Linked DNA regions of Homo sapiens: region 2 is linked to region 1. A link is a loop called in an ENCODE intact Hi-C map of the cell type or tissue named here. Cell type or tissue: B cell. All regions are shown on one strand. Links, peaks and the distances in the headings refer to the core of each region. The heading gives the core; the rest is flanking DNA. Region 1 holds the start of LINC00877 (long intergenic non-protein coding RNA 877). Region 2 has its middle 5.2 kb from the start of EIF4E3.

The links. Hi-C counts contacts between places; a loop is a spot of excess contacts. Peaks named below come from ENCODE experiments on the same cell type or tissue, not always from the same donor. Only the 100,000 strongest peaks of a DNase experiment are listed, where the experiment ranks them.
Region 2: a loop joins it to region 1, with 3 times the contacts of the local background. A loop is called at or near these places in 5 of 110 quality-filtered maps.

The regions. Positions count from the first base shown.
Region 1 is chr3:72,099,821-72,105,195 of GRCh38, forward strand. It overlaps LINC00877 (long intergenic non-protein coding RNA 877), which reads right to left and starts at 635. Exons shown (of 7, transcript NR_104116.1): 1 at 349-635; 2 at 84-190. RefSeq lists an enhancer at 1-753. In B cell, for the core only: a CTCF peak has its summit at 2,698; DNase peaks (open chromatin) are centred at 1,111, 1,911, 2,491 and 3,297; H3K4me3 peaks cover 2,842 bases; H3K27ac peaks cover 2,369 bases.
Region 2 is chr3:71,727,879-71,733,253 of GRCh38, forward strand. It overlaps a transcript of EIF4E3 not described here. Among named protein-coding and RNA genes, the nearest start is that of EIF4E3, 5.2 kb to the left of the region's middle. RefSeq lists an enhancer at 2,020-2,314. In B cell, for the core only: a CTCF peak has its summit at 2,202 (motif pointing right); a DNase peak (open chromatin) is centred at 2,163; H3K27me3 peaks cover 814 bases.

The sequences.
Region 1 (5,375 bases), core at 128-5,127:
ATCAGACCTCCAGCCCAAGCCAGTTTTCAGCGGCTTCTCCCGCGTTCCCAGCCTGTCTTCAATCACGCCGCAGCAGCCCCTACCTTGTTCATCACCGGCTTTCCTTCTCGTGCCTCCTCTAATTTTGCTCCATATCCTTTATGATGAACCATTGCATGGAGGGTGATTTACAACCTCCACTCTCATCTGCCTAGGGTTTAAAAAAAAAAAAATAGAAGAATTAAATTGGATCAAGCGCTCCAAGATCCTGTCTCTGACTTCAGCCTCTCTCGTTTACCCAGTGATGCATCACGCTGTGTTCTAATGGCTTCCTAATGGGCAACTTAATCTGTCATTAAACCCACTCACCAAGCGCCCCTTGCCAGACTCCTCGGCCATTGGTCTGCTTGCTGAGCCACGGCGTCTGTGGGGTGGCCCCGTCCTCAGATTGGCAGGGGTTCTAAAAGGAAGCGTATCCTTTCGTCTGGGGTCCCAGGCTCAAATGCCGACGGGGCCAGAGAGGTAAGAAAGGTGAGCAGGGCTGGGGGCTGGGACTCTGCGGCCGTCTAACGGGCAGCCCCTGCTCGGCCCCCCTCATCGCTGACTTATGGGGATCTGGGCCCAGAACTTCCCATTTCTTGACACAAGTCGGAGATGTAGAAGTGTATGTATAATCTTCCCCTTTTAAAAATGTCAGCATCTATTTAAAAACATTTTTTTTAAACACTGGGCAGGCCAAATAAAACATGGCAGCCGGCAGCTTTGGTCCCCACTGTCAACTCCTTCTCAGAGAGACCCCGAGATACCCCCCTGTGCTGCTCCCAGTCCCGGAGATTTCCTACAGCTCTGCTCAGCACGGGTAAGAGAATAATAAATCGGTCACTTCACTATCCAATTAGCAGCTGTTGCTCCCCGCTGGAGGAAGAAAACAAACAGGAAGACCCTGCCCTGTTTTGTTTAGGATCAAACTCGCCTCTGTACCACCTACCGGAGGGACTCTGGGGTTTGAGTTCTGGGGACAAGCGCGTGCCCCTGCCTCCGAATGAGCTCCTTTTACGTGTGAGTCCTGGGCACAAAACCACAGCCACCACAAGCCGCGGATGCTTCCCCAGCGGGCCCCGCGAAGGGAAACTCCGTGCAGGGGCAAAGCTGAGTTTTGCAACCAGTGAGCGGGAGCCCGGGGGGCGTGGCCAGGCTGAGGGGATGCGTTGTCCTGGTAACCCGTAACTTCCAGAACCATCCATCCTCTGGGGACTTCCTCTATGGGGCTGAAGGGCTTTCTTTCAGTCTCTCCTCAAGCCCTGTCAACATCACAGCAACATATTCCCTTAAATTCCTGAAAAGGTGCCACACTTGAGAGGCAGTGTAGAGTGTGAACCCTGGAGCCAGACCACACAGGATTAGGTGAAAGGCACTTAGCTTCCGCGGGAGCTGGAGCAAGACATTTAACCCCTCCAGCCTCAGTTTTCTTATCTGTCAAGTGGAGATCATAGTTGTGCTGACCCTGAAGGTGAAGATTAAATCAGTTAACATACGTAGCACATCCCCTGTAGTTCCTAGGGCAGGGTAAGTGCTATGTAAGTGTCAGGAATGGTAATAATAATTTGGGGGAGCATCCGCTGTCCTCTTAGCTCTGAGAGATAGAGGCTCATCAATCTATGGGATCTCACATTAAGACATAGTTGAGCTGTCTCTGGGATGCCAAACTCCTAGAGTTTATCACTTCCCCCCTCTCCATGTATTGTATCCTCTCCCCTCCATCAACTCTTTGGAACTGTGGAAAGTTCTACCCCTTTCCAAACCCAACTCCAACGATACTCCTTCATACCACACACAATGTTCTTCACCCTCCTCTGAACTCATTTTATGCTCTATTGGCACACACACAAGAGCACTTATCACCATTTGCCTTAGACAGTAGCTATGTGTGGATACGATTTATCTCACTGGAGACCGTGACCTCATCTTATTTTTTATATCCCCCGTCGCACTGTGTCTTCGACATAATAGGTGTTAAGTCAATATTTGCTAAAGATATGTTAAGTGAATAAATGAATTAGATTCCCTGAAACAACCAGGGAGATTCACCTGGAGGAAGTCTGAAGTTTGAGAGCTTAGAACTCTCAGAATGGACTTGAACTTGGCCAAGGAAATCTCAGGGGCTATCAATAATAAGCAATAATTATAATAAATAAGAAAATACTAGCATTTATTGTGTGTCTGCTGACTGCCAGATGCTGCTCTAAACTATTGACACGGACTATTTTCTGGAATTTTCACACCTGTCTGGTGAGGTTTGTTCTACTTTTGTCATCTCACAATCCCAGCCAAGGATGCTGCAGTTTAGGGGAGTGGAGTAATGTTCCTAAGACACAGCTGGCCAGTGGCAGAGTACGGATTTGAACCAGGTAATTTGGTTCCCATGGAAGCAAATATTTGAGCGCATACACTTAATTAGGGAAGTGGCCCTAGGGAGCACTGGTAGGGGGATGAGGAAGTGAAACGGAGGGAAGGAAGTAGAGTGAGAGTTTGTTCACAAGCAGGTCATCTCTGTGTGCAATGAAGCTCATTCCCACTGGGGACTACGGGGAGACTGCAGAATAGAACCTGCCTCAGAGCCATCATCCCAGAGGCTAGGGAGCATGGGCATTTACCCAATTCCCTTCATCTTTGGTTGGGGCTGCTCTTGGGGACAACCCCAGGCACTTCCAGCCTGGCCAGTGCATGGACTGAGCATGCTCCTGTGGCCAGAGACAGCCCCAGACAGAGTGACAGGTTTCTTCAGTAAGAAGCTGGTGTTGCGTACAGCAATGGTGAATGCCAAAGGCAGGAGATAGGGGGCCAACACCATCTTCTACATCAGGGGGCTGGTTCCAGAGGCATTCCTCTTTCCACCAGCCCGCAGTCCAGCTCTGCTCACAAACAGATTCCTTCCTTCCCTCCCTCCCTCCCTCCCTCCCTCTCTCTCTCTCTCTCTCTCTTTCTTTCCTTCTTTCACAGAGTTTCACTCTGTCACCCAGGCTGGAGGGCAGTAGTGCGATTTTGTCTGCCTCCCGGGTTCAAGCAATTCTTGTGCCTCAGCCTCCCGAGTAGCTGGGATTGCAGGTGCCCCGCCACCATGCCCAGCTAATTTGTGTATTTTTAGTAGAGACAAGGTTTTGCCATGTTGTCCAGGCTGGTCTCGACCTCCTGAGCTCAAGCAATCCACCCATCTCGGCCTCACAAAGTGCTGGGATTACAGGCATGAGCCACCATGCCTGGCCCAGAAAGCCCACACTTTCTGATGTTCTTGTCTGGGCAGCAGATGCCTCCTCTAGGCGCACTTTAGCCTATTTTTAGTCTCATTATTGTTTCCATAGCCTTGGTGTCCTATTTTGTACTCCTTAACACACACATATATATCACAAACATAAACTTCTACGGGGCAAGACCTCCCTTCTGGAGGAAGTAAGCAAAGCCTGGAAGGTTGAAGCACCTTGATGAGAACCACCTGGATGGCTCATGGCAGCGCAGTGGCCAGGCCTTAGCATCCAGAGAGTCAGACATGAGTTTTGTTTTATTTTTATGTATTTGTTTATTTGGGGGGTAAAAATATTGTCCTGTTGAACAGCCTGATGAATATTAGAAATGAGCTCTTATTGGTGAAATTTAAAAAATTCTCAAGACACATGGATGGGCTTAAACCTTTTGGAGCTGTGCCACATAGACATGCAGGTAGGTAGGCTGCTTCCCTAATACTGTTCTGTTTTTTTAGACGGAGTCTTGTTCTGTCACCCAGGCTGGAGTGCAGTGGCACAATCTCCGCTCACTGAACCTCTGCCTCCCGGGTTCAAGCGATTCTCATGCCTCTGCTTCCCGAGTAGCTGGAATTACAGGTGCACCACCACACCAGCTAATTTTTGTATTTTTAGTAGAGATGGGGTTTCACCATGTTGGCCAGGCTGGTCTTGAGCTCCTGACCTCAGGTGATCTGCCCGCCTCGGCCTCCCAAAATGCTAGGATTAAAGGCGTGAGCCACTGCGCCCAGCCCCTAATACTATTCTGGCACATGGGTCATGGAAGAATAGAGAATAGCCCACCACGAAGCCCCATGCCCACTTCATTTCCCCTCCTGACTTTGCAGACAGCCCTCCTGCAGGCAGTATAGGCCAGAAGTGAAGAACTTGGAGAACAAACAGACCTGGGTCCAAATCCTGGTTGGATCTGCTATGAAGACCTTGGGTGAGTTATGAAATCACTCTGAGGTTTGGGCTTCTCACTAATAAAATGGGTATAAACAACACTATCTACCTGATAGGTTTGTTGTGGGCATTAAATAAAGTACATGCACATAACACCAGGTACTGAGCCCAGCTGGAGACTGACCAGAGACAATTTGGTAGAGGACAACCCCAGGTTCTTTTGCAGTACGTGCAGAGCAGCCAGTGAAGAGGTTTGAGGTGCCAAGGGTTTGCCACTCTCTACATGGCTTTGTTTCTGAGCTTTAAAGAAAGGGACTCTCTACCACACACAGGAGGGCTTATCAATTATTACTGTTTTAGCAAGCAGGCACAAAAACAGTTCACATGGCCTATTTTGCTGATTTTCTTAGGGTAAAGTCTACAGACTCCCCTGCATTCTTCTATCATGTTCATGAAAACATGTGGCATGTCTCTCCAGGATTTAAGCCAATCCATATATTGTGAATGCCTTAATTTCACCAATGAGAGCCCATTTCTAATGTGCATTGAGCTGGTCAACAGGCCAATACTTACACAGAGACATGCACACTCTCATATCTGACATTCTGGGTGCTAGTTAACAAAGCTTTCATTGTTACTCAAGAGGTGGGAAACAAGGACTTGCAGCAGTCAGCTCTAGAATAAGCTGTCTGGTCTTCCTTGAACCATTCATTCTTTCATTCTTTTTTTTTTGAGATAGAGTCTCACTCTGTCACCCAGGCTGGAGTGCAGTGGCACAACCTCAGCTCACTGCAACCTCCGCCTCCCGGGTTCAAATGATTCTCCTGCCTCAGCCTCCCAAGTAGCTGGGACTACAGGCGGGCACCACCAAGCCCAGCTAATTTTTTTTTTTTTTTGTATATTTGTAGAGATGGGGTTTCACCATGTTAGGCAGGCTGGTCTTGAACTCCTGACCTCAAGAGATCTGCCCACCTCAGCCTCCCAAAGTAGTGGGATTACAGGCATGAGTGTGGCTCGACTGGACAATTCATTCTTGACTGGGCTGCTCATCATTACCGGGTTATAGATTAAGCAAAATCAATATCACACTACCTATGCTGAAGGACTTTAAAGGAAAGCAGAAACATCCTAAGCCCAGAAGACAATTAGCATTCAGTAACTGATAGCTCTTACTGTCGGGACAGGGCCATACCATATCACCACCTCTACTTGACC
Region 2 (5,375 bases), core at 65-5,064, 370 kb before region 1:
CAGTTTCTGTAAAAGGATTGTGTACCACATGAAAAAATTCCCTCCAGAATTTAGAACTAGGAACAGTCTGGCAGTTTTTCTTTACTGAATAGCAATTATATACCTTTCTCTCTTTTTGCTTTGGCTTCCAGGCTGCTCATAATTACATTTGGTGCTCAATCACAGCACCAATATTAGCCAATGAAGAAGCATCACTATTTTTATATTTATTCCTATTTCTATTTTAAAGACCTAATAGCATATATGCACCTTACACTGAACCCCTCAAATTTATTTTGGAAGTAGGTGGTATATATGAATAGATAAAATTTAAATGACCTTAAGATTAATAAAAGAGATTATACAAAATGGCTAAGGAGGGAACAATGGTCACAACTTTCATTCCCTTCCTGTTTGAAATATGTAAGAGACTTAATTATTTTTATTGCTCTTCAGAATCATTCTTAGAAGATAATAAATTGGGGAAATTTCCCTCATCTGGGAACTGGATGGCAGGAACTAGAATTTCAAGGTAGAAAGGGGATTCAGCGATCATCTAAGCAAACCCATCACTTTACAAATGAGGAAACTGAGGCCCAGAGAGGTGAGGTGACTTACCCGAGGCCACAGCTCTAGGAAATGACAGAGGCGGGACTAGAACGTGGGTAGCTTGAGGTCCGGACCAACGTGCTGTCCCACTGCATGACACGCAACACAGACGACTTGGGGTGGCAGAAGAGAGGAAGAGAAGGTGACCCCACAGCCCCTAGCAACAAAAACAACAAGAAGGACTTGAGGCACTCATAAATAATTAAGCAATTAGCTGCAGCAGCTACTCCCCTCCCCTCCAGCATCCAGTCACCAAGGCAACTTGGGCAGGGTGCCTGCTGGTTGCCTAGTAACAGTGTGGTCTGCTCCCCTGACAAGCTCCCTAGGCATCAAAGGATTTGAGAGCCGGGAAGAACCTTAGACAGGGATCACTTTTCCAACACCTTCATTTTCCAAATGAGAAAAGAAAGGCCCAGAGAAGCTGGGTAACCTGCCCAAGGTCACACAGCTATTCAGACACACAGCCAGGCTCCATTCCCAGTTGCTTTCCATTGCACTAGGGCTGCCTCAGGGAGGCTGCAGATGGAGGAGAGGGGGAAATCGCTCTACAGTTCCTAGAAGAATGAGAAAGTCAGAGCGAGCAAGCAGGCAAGAAAGAGACAGAAACCTGAGCACTCATATGCAATTAGCAGGAGCTGGTAATCCCATCAGCCCAACTTTCATCATCACCATGGCAACATGGGTGAGGTGGGTGCTGGTTGCCTAGCAACAAGTGGTCCTCTCTCTTCTACTCACATCTGCTCCCTGGGAGTCACAGGAACAGCAGAATGATGACGTTGGAAGGGAAGGCAGGGGTCCTAACTCAGTCTCCTCCTTTACCCAATGAGGAACCTGAGGTTCAGGGACACTGGAAGTCACACAGCCACAGAGTTAGCTAGTGACATTCCCTCCATTGATGGCCTCTGTCTCAACACTTTGGGAAGGGAGCCTTCCACTCAATAAAGGCAGAACATGGGAGGGAATTGGCCAGTGGCTCCCTTGAAAGGAGGGAACACATGGTCTCTAATGTCAGAAAACCTGGGTCAAAGCTAGTTCTCCCTAAACCTGGCAAGCTTCCTACCCTCTCTGTGCCTCAGTCTCCACATATGAGGACTGGACATGCTAATGGTCTCTATCTCTCGAGTTATCGTTAGGATTAAATGAGAAAATGTATATGTCAAGTCCCTGGTATATAGTAAAGATACAGTAAATGTCAGGCGTTCATTCATTCCACACTCAATAAATATTTGTTGCATATCTGCTATGCAAATGCCACTGTTCTAAGCTCTCCAGGTTCATTAGCAATACAGACAAAAGAAATTCCTCTCTCTGGGAGCCTACATTCCAATAGAATGTGTGTGTGTGTGTGTGTGTGTGTGTGTGTGTGTGTGTGTATTTAAGTGTTTGTTGAATGGGTGGCGGAACTCATTGGCAATATGCTGTTTATGTTGCTGGGCTCCTTCTCTAACACTGAGAAGTTTCCTGTTTACAGGGTGTGATACTATAAATATGCAGGCCTGTCTTTTATGTGGGAACTCCGTTTTCCTTTAACAGCAAAAGAAAAAGGAAGGCAATGGCCACTAGATGGCAGTCTTCAGTGCCGGTAGGTACAGGGCACAGGAAGGGACTGGCCTGGGGCAGAGGCCCTCACTGAAGCTTCCAGCAAAGGTGTGTTGCAGCTGGTCAGTCCTAGAGCAATGGCTTGGAAAGGTAGGGGAGACTTGACACTATTCTGGGATACTCACGGGTCAGGGGAGGCTGCGGTGTGGTTCAAGAGTGATTGCTTCAGAGTGAGACTGATCCCTGCTCTAACCAAGATCCTGCCATAGGTAAACCCTGTGACTCTGGGAAGTTATTAACCTTGCTGAGCTCCAGATTCCTCATCTAGGGTACAGATAACAAGAGCACTCTCAAGGGACTGCTCTGAGCCATGTATAAGAAAACATTGTCTATAAAGCACCTTGCAAGTTGCACATAGAAAAAGCTCAACTAGTGTTATTTATCTAGATTCCAAAAGACCTCTGAAGATCTTTTAGGGGCCAGGCCAGGCCTCTCTTGTTCAGAGCTGCTAATGGAAGAGAAAGGGGCAAAGGAAATGGCATGTGTTAAGCATCTGCAGTGAGGACACTGAGGTCCATGTGGTCATTGAGCCTGGAAAATGTGGCCTTGAGGTTTGGTTGTCCCACTCTCCACATCCATCCACCTATCAGACATTGAGTTCTCGTCCTGATCTGCCTGCAATCCGTGTGTTGGTCTTCCTTCTTTTTTTCTTTTTCTCTATTATTATTGTTGTTGTTTTTTTTGAGACAGAGTCTTGCTCTGTTGCCCAGGCTGGAGTGGAGTGGCACAATCTTGGCTCATGCAGCCTCGGCCTCCCAGGCTCAAGCAATCCTCCCATCTCAGCTTCCCCAGTAGCTACAAGCACATGCCACCATGCCCTGCTAATTTTTAAATTTTTTGTAGAGACAGGGTTTCACCATGTTGTTCAGGCTGGTCTTGAACTCCTGGCCTCAAGTGATCCTCCCACAACAGCCTTCCAAAATGCTGGAATTACAGACGTGAGCCACAGTGCCTAGCCTGCTCTTCCTTCTTTATTCCCACTGGTGCCAGCCACTCCCAGTCCTCACTCCTGAGTCAGCCAAGCATGGCCTGGAGGACTGCAACAGCCTCCTAACGGGTCTCCCTGCTTCTAACACCCGACCCTCTCATCTCCTGCCAGACAGCAGCCTGAACAACAGTCCTCAAACACTGGTTTGCTTCTGCCTGCTCTCAGAAAAAAACCCAGACTCTTTCTGGTGGCCAACAGTACTTGGCATCTTCTGGATCCTTCCTGCCTTTCCAAATCCATGGCTGATCTCTCCCCCTGCCTCAAAGCTTCTCTGTGGCCACAGGGCACCTGCATATGCTGTTCTTTCTCCTGAACTGCTAGTCCCTCCGCTTGCATGGCTGACTCCTTCTCCTGCCTTAGGCCTCCACTCTAAAGCAGGTCTTCTCCCCTTCCTCATTATTTTTTTCAGTGCACGTGTCAGCTGCACACATCAACTGCCGATCTTCCGAAACAGAATATCCAGTCCAAGTGGGGAGGGCCAGGCCTCTCTTGTCCACCTTTGTCCACCCAGTGCCTAGTGCAGGGCCTGTCCATGGCTGGCACACCAGCAACATTTATTAAGGAAACAAACTGGGTATACAGCAGATATTGGTTGAAAGGAAGAGTCTGTGACTTTGTCTCCTAATTTCTTGTCTTTCTCCTCTGCCAGTGTATCTTTCTCATGGACGGCATGTTGGTCTTCCTAAAAAGCACTTTTGTCCTATTACTTCTTTGTTCAAAAGCCCTAAAGCGCTGCCTGTTTCTCACAGGCTGAGGTCTGAAATCTGGAATCTAGCCTTTGAAATTGTCCACACCTTGACCCCCTTTTTCAAATGCATTTGCGAGTATATTTCCAAATATATTTAGAGAGATATAATTATACACCTATATTTACATATACTTGGAATATATATGTTAAATCTATATATTTGGAGAAACAGCTATACATGGAAATATATATATTCCAAACAGATTTGTCCCTATTTCTTGGTGCATTTTCAGCTCTGCCACAACATGAGCTCCCGAAGACAGGCCTGGGCCCACCCCCTCCACCACTGTCTTCTGGGTTCCTAGCACGGTGTCTGGCACATGGGAGACCCAGCTTTACTGAATCAATGATGGGCTTACTCCCCACTTGGTAAACACACCATATGTACTCATATCTCCACACTTTTGCCTGAGACCTTTCTTCTCTCCTCTGACCATCTAAATTGTCTAACCATCCTTCAAGGGCCAGGCCAAGTTCCCTCACAGGGAATCAGTCACCAAACACACCCCAGATAGGGACAAGAGATTCACAGAGTTCTAGAGACACAGCTGGGCAGTGCCCAAACTACTTTCCTGATTTAAAAAAAAATCTCTTCCCTGATTTAAAAAAAAAAAGTCCCAACGATGTCAGTATATAGGTTTTGTGGCCAGTCTAAGAGCTCTGATTAAAGACCTTTGTTGTGGCCACACAGAATTCCACTGATTGGAGGAGTAATGATTTGTATAACCAACTCCTCCTGTTAGGCACACAGATTATTACCAGTGATTGTGGCTATCATGTGCAACCCTGTAATAAACACTCTGCCAATCACTGGCTTCTTATCAAAGAGTAGTTCTGAACATTCCTGGCCAGCCAATCAATCAGAGATACAGAGATAGCTTACATCAGAAACTGGACTGAAGGGGAGAGCCGGCAGGCCTCAAATTGGTCTTCAGCAATTTTTAAAAGAAAGGAAACGATGAGCAGTAGGGAGGCAATGTGATCAGAGGAAAGTCCAAAAACATGTGCTTGAGCCAATGTCTAACAGCCATGTGCTTTGGGACAAATCGGTGAACCTCTGAGTCTCCTTTTTTCTCAATTAAAAAATGAGTGTGCCAATAACACCTGCTTTGCAGTGCTGCCTGAAGGATCAAATCAGGAACATTTGGTGAGGCTCTACATAAAAGTCAAAAAAAGGTCACCCAAGTGTTGATTCTCGTTTCCTTATCACAGTTCCTGGAGGGGATAACCCTACATCTTCTCTGCTTTTTGAATACGAGTGTCCTCCTTTGTATGCTCGTTGGGGATCTAGAGACAGGTGGAGTGAACAACTGTCCCAATTTGCCTAGGACTGTTCCAATTTGAGCACTGAAAGTTCTGAGTCCCAGAAAACCCTTTGGTCCTGGGAAAACCCGAACGGTAGATACACAAGGAGCGGGTCCTGGAGCACTGCCTGTTCCAGAGGATTTCAGC